2 separate regions of the Homo sapiens genome follow, and region 1 is linked to region 2. A link is a loop called in an ENCODE intact Hi-C map of the cell type or tissue named here. Cell type or tissue: A673. All regions are shown on one strand. Links, peaks and the distances in the headings refer to the core of each region. The heading gives the core; the rest is flanking DNA.

Region 1 (3,778 bases), core at 752-3,251, 140 kb after region 2:
CAGTATCTAGGTTGATGTATTTCTAGATCCCAATTACTCAGCAGCTAAATGTTTAAATTGCTTCATACCTCAGCTTTCAATAACTATGAAATATTTTCAGCCTCTTATGTTTGAAACAGGCTATGAATTCTTGTTTTTGTTGCTACGGTGATCTATAGCGTCACCATTGTAATAACCACATCAAATGCAGGCATTAAGTAGCAATGTAATACCTCTATATAATTTAACACCAACTATTTATAACAACCTGTGATATAATTGAAACTATTTCATAAGGAAATTTAAAGTAAATAGAAATAAATTACCCAAGACTGAAACATAAATATCTGAGGGATGAGCATGAACACAACATGAAAAAAAACTGATGATAAAAAAATCCATTTCTAATAGTTGGTGCAAATCTATGGTTAGTTGTAACCAGACCAGTTTGTTTTCTATCTTGCAAATGGAAAAAAATAAACACATACAAATTATTAGGGCAGGAGGCATCAGGGCCTTTTTCTACAGGCTTCAGTGATGCACTTATAGTCATTAACTCTTGGAGCATAGGTTACTAGTCTTTGGCAATACTGAAGACTGAAGTTGTATGGTAGATTCCTTAATGTGCTGATGAGAGGGAGACTCTTCTCATCCAAGGAGACGTGGTACAAAGGAGATCCAAAGGGTTAAACTAGAAATGAGGTCGTTTCATATTTCCTTCCCGCTGTATGTTTTCCTCCTGCTTGATGAAGAGACTTGCCTGTCTCTTCACAGCCAACTCCCAAGTGAAGATGAGTTGGAAACTGGTCAGATACGGGGTCCTGAAACATGGACCACAGAGTGGGAGAGCCAGGTTAGGAGAGAAAGAAGGTGAAGCAAGATGCTGAGAAGAAAAAGAATAAAATAATCTCCTGGAAAACAAACATACAAATCCCTTTCTCATTCCCAAGAGAACATTAATTTGATTTAAGATTTCTTCTCTTTTTCCTTGTACTTCAGAAAAGCTGACCTAATTGCCAGCTCCAAGATGCATAAACCCAGGATCCTGTTGATGACAATGTTTGATCCAAGGGTAAACACATGTCCTGAGTTGCCTCAATCAGACTAAAGGAAGGGACCTTACAGTTTTTGATTAGGGAAATGATTATTTCTCTGTCTTTTTGACTCTCTGTGATGATGTGAGCACATAGATCAAATGAAACTTCTAGTGCAGGGCTCCCCAACCCTGGTCTGTGGCCTATTAGGAACCGGGCCACACACAGCAGGAGGTAAGCAGCAGGTGAGCCAGTGAAGCTTTATCTGTATTTACAGCCACTCCCCATCACTTGCATTACCATCTGAGTTCCACCTCCTGTCAGAGCAGTGTAGGCACAAACCTGAATGTTAACTGCATATGTGAGGGATCTAGGTTGAACGCTCCTTATGAGAACTTCATGCATGATGATCTATCACGGTATCCCATCTCTCCCAAATGGGACCATCTAGGTGCAGGAAAACAAGACCAGGGCTCCCACTGATTCTATATGACGGTGAGTGGTATACTTATTTCATTATTTATTACAATATAATAATAATAGAAATAAAGTGCGCAATAAATGTAATTTACTTGAATCATCCTGAACCCATCCCCCCAACCTGCCCCAGTCTATGGAAAAATTATCTTCCATGAAACCAGTCCCTGGTGCCAAATGGTTGGGGACTGCTGTTCTAGTGGACAGCTGAACAGAGAGATGAAAAGAGCCCTATGTATTAAGGATTTGGTTGAACAGCTGAAGTGACTGAAGTTGGAGGATTTCCTTCTTTCGGCTTTGCAATGTGAGCTACTGATTTTCATGTTATTTTAAATAGGTGCGAGGCAGCCTTCTCAAGATCTGTAGCTGGAAGCAGCGTCTTGTCTGCTACAAGACTAGAGCAGTTGAGTCAAATATCCATGTTCCCTTGATTCAAGGAGCTTTCAGTTTTAGGGAAAATATGACATCTTCATGGTCTGGCTTTGAGCCTGAGGAGCACTAAGAAGTCACTCTAAGGAAGGTGCTGTTCTGGAAGGGAAGCAGGACCTTAAAACACTTCAGTGCACTCCATAAAATGGTTGGGGCAAGTCAGACATGCAGAGTTGACTTGGAGGCCCTCTCTGGAGGACAATAAATGTGTTTCCTACTTTATTATGCCCCTAAAAGAAAGACACGTAGTGGCGATGTCAGTCAGTGTGCTTTTTGTGGTTTCCAGTAAACAGCTGGAATAATTGGTGAAATCTTAAGGCTAGTACTAATAAAGAACATTATTGCCACCCACAGGCCTGAAAGATAAGACAAAGAGGTTCCTACAACCTGGAGACCGAGAAGGCTGCCAGGCAGGAGCTGTGATTGCAGCTGAAAGATGCAGCCGGTCTTTAGCAACTCCACATGGAGGAAGCCAGGAAAATAAATACTCCAATCAATCACAATTTCTTTTTCTGCTATGTCTTGCCCATGCTCTGAATTTTTCAAAATCGACTGGAAGCTAGAAAGCAAAGGAGAACTTTGGTGAGTCTACTCTGAATATGGGACACAGAGCAATGGGGAGAAAGGTTATCAGGAGACACCCAGTTCAGGCACCTACCTCTTCCACAATAACAACTTCTGTTTCACTCAGCATTACTTTGTGCCCAGCTGAGAAAGGACTGCATTCTCCATTCTCTTACATTTGCGTGACTGTGATGTGGAACTGGAACTAACAAAAAGGAAGAACATCAGAGGAGGTGCAAGAAGCAAGAGAGGGAAAGCACCGTGGTGGAACAGTGGCTGATAGTTTTCTGGTAGAGTGCTAGAAAAACATTTAATAATGAGCATGTTCCATATCCAGTGATTTTATTTATTTTTTTATTTTGATAGTTAAGTATTTAAGTGTTCCCTTTGTGCCAGGGAATGTATTATGGACCAGAGAGTAATGAAATAAAGATGCCATTTCACTTCCTGCACTCATGGAATATGTTAATGTGGAGAAAGGGAAGACAAACGATATCCATATATCTATATTTATATATCCTTCTGATAAAGATGATGCCAGTATGAAGTAAAGCAAAGCAGAATGAAATGCATGAAAATTGCCAATCTGTAAGTGACAGATCTGTAAATAGTCAGAAAGAGCCTCTTTTGAGGACAAATTGTTGGCAGGTAGCTGGAGAAGAGCAGAAATAGCAGCTTTCCTGGGGCTAGAGTTCCTTCTTGGAATGCTATCCACACACACAAATTTTTTTCCCCTTCTTTATGTGGATCAAATACAAATACAAAAAAATGTAATACATCTTTAGGCTTGAGAAATACAAGTTCTCTTAGAGAAGTTTAGGTCCACACTCACAACATCCATAGAAATAAAATCCACATGTTTTAGTGCAAAGGGCTGGCTACTGGGAAAAGACTTGGCTGCCCTATCAGGAGAGCCTGTGGAATTTACCAAAGAGCCCTGTTGCTTATCCTGTGGTTTCTTGTATTCACCAAAGCAATGTATCACCAGATGACAGAAGTAAAACTCTTCTCTTCTTTTTTCTCTGTGGTTCACTTAATGGAGATAAAGCCTCCCAGTAGAGCAGCCAGTGAAGTGTACTCTTTCCTAATAACCTGATGAAAGATGCGTGGAAAGATGGAACAGAATTGGACCAATCCCTCATCCTGGAGCAAAGTCTAGCTGATTTCAGCAGGATTCACAGATTATGGACAAGAAAAATAAGTACTTGAATTATAAGCAACTGAGATTCGGGTAGTGTTATGTAGCATTATGACAACAATGGCTGCCTTATAGAATACATCACCATTGCAAGCCA
Region 2 (3,778 bases), core at 556-3,055:
TGTATCTTCTTCTCTGACTTTCACAGATATTAGAATTTCACAGAATCCCTGTTTCTTTGGGCTCCTCGGTGCTACTTTGTATTAGTATCAAGTAACAAAATATTCAACTAGGAGACTGTAAACAAGAGGAGATATCTCATATATCAAGAAGCTGAAAGCCGGGGTCTTAGGGTTGGCTCAGGAGTTCTCCTATGTTTCTAGGACTCCAGGCTCTTTCTTTCTTCTCTGCACCCTCCGGCATGTCGTCTGGCTTAACCTTATCTTCTCATGGCCACAATATGGCAGCCAGAACTCCAAGTATCACATCCTCACCCATTCACATCCGAAGGCAATAAGATGGCAAGTTTTTTGTCTTCATCCTCTCTCACGCCCCTTTTTGTAAGCAGGAAAAGCTGTACAGAAGGTCTCATTGATATCTTTGCAGGTCCCATTGACCCATATTGGGTCCCATGTCATCTATGAAGAGCCTGGGAAAGTGGCTGTGTGTCCAGCATCGATTATTACAGGATGCTGGCTGCATCAACCAGAAGGAAGGAGAAAGAGAGCTATGAGCAGGCACTCCAGAGCATTGTTGCCCAGGAAAATCCTTTTAATCCAGGTTTCCCCAGTGAGAGGTCACTGATTAAGCTTCATCAGTCATCATTTTCTGTGTGAATGAATTCCCATCCCTCTTTCCTTCTGGCGGGATCATCAAGTCTGATGAGGCTGGGGAAGAGGTTTGCGGCCAGTGGAGCAATGAGGCTGTGTGGGGAAGGTCCCCAGAGAGGTAATTCGGCTGTCTGTCAAAAGGACAAGGATACTCAGAGCTGCAGCCTGGAGGCCTGAGGCCTGAATCCAATGCACTGACCTGCCGTGTTCAAACTGTACAGAAACAACGAAAACATTATTTGATTTAACAAAATTAGGAGCTCCTCAGAACCAAGAGGAATGGGGGACGCTAAACGTGGACTGGCCGCTACTGCTAGCCAAGCTGGCCAGTGAGGACATGGTGGACACAAGGCTGTCACCTGTGTGACGTGAGCTCAGCAGCTCATGTACATTTCGCTTCATGCCCACCTCGCCAGCCTGCACTTCCCACACTCCAGCCCCTGTGTACCCGTAACACAAGATCACTCTGAGTACCCAGCACTCCCTTGCGTAGGTTTGGCCATGTCTGACAGCGCATGCTGTTAATCTGTGTACCCATGCATGCACAAAAACACAAACACACACAAACACATCTTTAAAGTGACATAGGTTTTCTTGAAATAATTTCAAAAGACACATTTTTTATTATTTTAAATAGAAGGTCACCATCACTTGCCACAAACAGAAGACATGCAAAACCATATTAAAACAAAATGTTTAAGAATTCCAGCCAGATTTAGTTTCTTGTCAAAGCTCTCTGCCAGAGGCCTGTGTCCTTTTGCTATGGAAGAAGACTGGGACCAGGAGCAGTGGCTCACTCCTGTAACCGCAGCACTTTGGGAGGCTGAGGCCTATGGATCACCCGAGGTCAGGAATTTGACACCAGCCTGGTCAAGATGGCAAAACCCCACCTCTATGAAAAATACAAAAATTAGCCGGGCCTGGTGGAGGGCATCTGTAATCTCAGCTACTAGGGAGGCTGAGGCAGGAGTGTTACTTGAGCCCGGGAGGCGGAGGTTGCAGTGAGCCGAGATCATGCCACTGCACTCCAGCCTGGGTGATAGAGCAAGACTCTGTTTCAAAAGAAAGAAAGAAAAGGAAGGAAAGAAGGAAGGAAGGAAGGAAGGAAGGAAGGAAGGAAGGAAGGGAGGGAGGGAGGGAGGGAGGGAGGGAGGGAGGGAGGGAGGGAGGGAGGGGAGAGAAAGACAGAAAGAAAGAGAAAGAAAGAGAGAGAAGATCGGCAAGGGTTAAAGGTAAAAGGTACACTTCCATGAGAATGACTCAAAGATAATTAATGTGAAATTATTCTGTGATTAAAATAATTCTGTGACTGTCTAAGTATCTAAATCATCTCCTGTCCCAAAGATGACCATCACCCATTCCACCAGGGGTCTGTTCCCCGCCTTCTATGACACAGGGCCCCTGGAGAATAGAAACCCACTTTTATGAATGGGCAGATGCATGGGTAATGCAGCTCCAGGAGTTTCTGTCTGCCGTGATGGGAACATTTTCTGACAAGATGCAAATGAAGCTGCCTCAAGTGCTCCAGAATTATTATTCATCCACAAATAACCTCATCTTAAGCCATTACTTTCTAAAATTTTTTTACTCGTTCTTTTGAAAATGGTAAGCATACAGTCTTGTCTTTGGAGCAAAGTTTGGATCCAAAACTTTACTGCACGTATTTGAATCTAATTGTTCAGTTTCTCAGGTTTTAAAAAAATTCATCCTGAAAAATCTTTCTTAATTCAAGTGTTTTTCTCCAAAGAGTAACATATGTTATGAGGAGGTGAGCTGTGGCTATAGCATTCTGCTTGTGTTTTATACCAAACTGTTACGGGATCTAAGTTTCATCTCTGGGATGGCGATAATATTCAGAATGTCACATTTTGGTGTTTTTTTTTTTCAGATGCAGTGGTTTGAGACATAGTAACTGAAGATATGGACACTAAATCCCTCCATATTTCTATACAGTGAAAAATCAATAATGGTAATTGGAATCTCTGTCTCCCTCAGCCCTGATTTATCCTTCCTCTTTGTGGTTTATACTTTCCATGTATGAACCATAAAACTGTAATGGAGAAACATTTTTGCCTATGAGGAGCAAAGAGAGCTGCTTTGCTGAATGACTGTGAGTAAATGAGGATTCTTTGAAGAAGTGCAGGGCTTCTGTTCCTCCGTGTTGTGGGCAGCACACGCCTGCCCTATTCGTCTTCGTCATGGCTGCACCTGTGCTACAGAATGCTCATAGACTAGTGCTGCCCATGCAGGGAGCCCAGAGGCTGCACTTTCTCAGTTTACCTCATGGCTTCAGAGTGACATGAGGCATTGAAATAAGTGAGCATTGAATCTGAGGGCTCAGGAGCCACCTTCTACCTTTGCTCCTTTGGTGACATGCTAGATGCCCTCTGGTAAGTCAGTTAAATTCTTTGGGCCTCCTCTGAAAATTGGATCCAATGAGGCCAACACTTCCTGTTTCACAGGGTTACATGGGGCTCACATGCAATTCAAGAACAAACTTTGTAATACGAGGCAAAAGATACACAAACAAGCATGTACATTACTCAGACAAAGGCTTGGTCCTATGAGACAATGGGGCATGTTCTCATAAGATTCCTGTGAACTTTGTAGGCTCTTGGGGCTACAGGAAAACAATTTTAATTGAAGAGAGAAAGAAGAATGAGACCAGGATGTGGCCATGGGTGATCTCAGCTACAGAGCATCCTGCCCAAGAAGCCTTGGCACAGTCCACGTGATGTCATGCCCCAGAGTTAAAGAAACTAGTAACTCACTGCAATTCTTGAGTTTATAAGATGACAGACAAAAAAGAAACAACGTGTGGAGATGTTGAAACTCCCTCTGCTTATGAGATAAAAAGAACTGGCTGAAATTGGTTGGAACCAATGTGGCCAAATAAAGTCTGCACAGAACAAGCTTGCTGATGTCACAGCCTGAATTTCAACACAAGTTTCATACTAACTACCCCCAAATTTGCACATGAGACCCATGAGGAGGTATGAAGAGATAACTGTGTGAGGCTGAGGACTTTCCAGACCTCCCTTTTCCTTCTACCAATTACCTACTAACCCCAGAATCCACCCCTAAACCTTTTCTAATAAAATTACTGCCTTAAAGCCAGCACAGGAAGACA

Evidence for each region. Hi-C counts contacts between places; a loop is a spot of excess contacts. Peaks named below come from ENCODE experiments on the same cell type or tissue, not always from the same donor. Only the 100,000 strongest peaks of a DNase experiment are listed, where the experiment ranks them.
Region 1: it touches region 2 in a loop (6-fold over the local background); 6 of 110 quality-filtered maps call a loop at or near these places.

What each region holds. Positions count from the first base shown.
Region 1 is chr12:127,149,112-127,152,889 of GRCh38, reverse strand. LOC107984449 reads right to left here. Exons shown (of 5, transcript XR_007063517.1): 4 at 2,578-2,688; 5 at 1-2,478. It overlaps LOC105370062 (a long non-coding RNA gene), which reads left to right. Exons shown (of 4, transcript XR_945515.4): 4 at 2,274-2,935. Among named protein-coding and RNA genes, the nearest start is that of LINC02405, 91 kb to the right of the region's middle. In A673, for the core only: a CTCF peak has its summit at 2,285; a DNase peak (open chromatin) is centred at 2,209.
Region 2 is chr12:127,284,720-127,288,497 of GRCh38, reverse strand. LOC124903050 (a long non-coding RNA gene) reads left to right here. Exons shown (of 3, transcript XR_007063523.1): 3 at 2,537-3,778. Among named protein-coding and RNA genes, the nearest start is that of LINC02376, 2.3 kb to the right of the region's middle. In A673, for the core only: no CTCF peak of the experiment used is centred there; DNase peaks (open chromatin) are centred at 1,627 and 2,017; H3K27ac peaks cover 2,346 bases.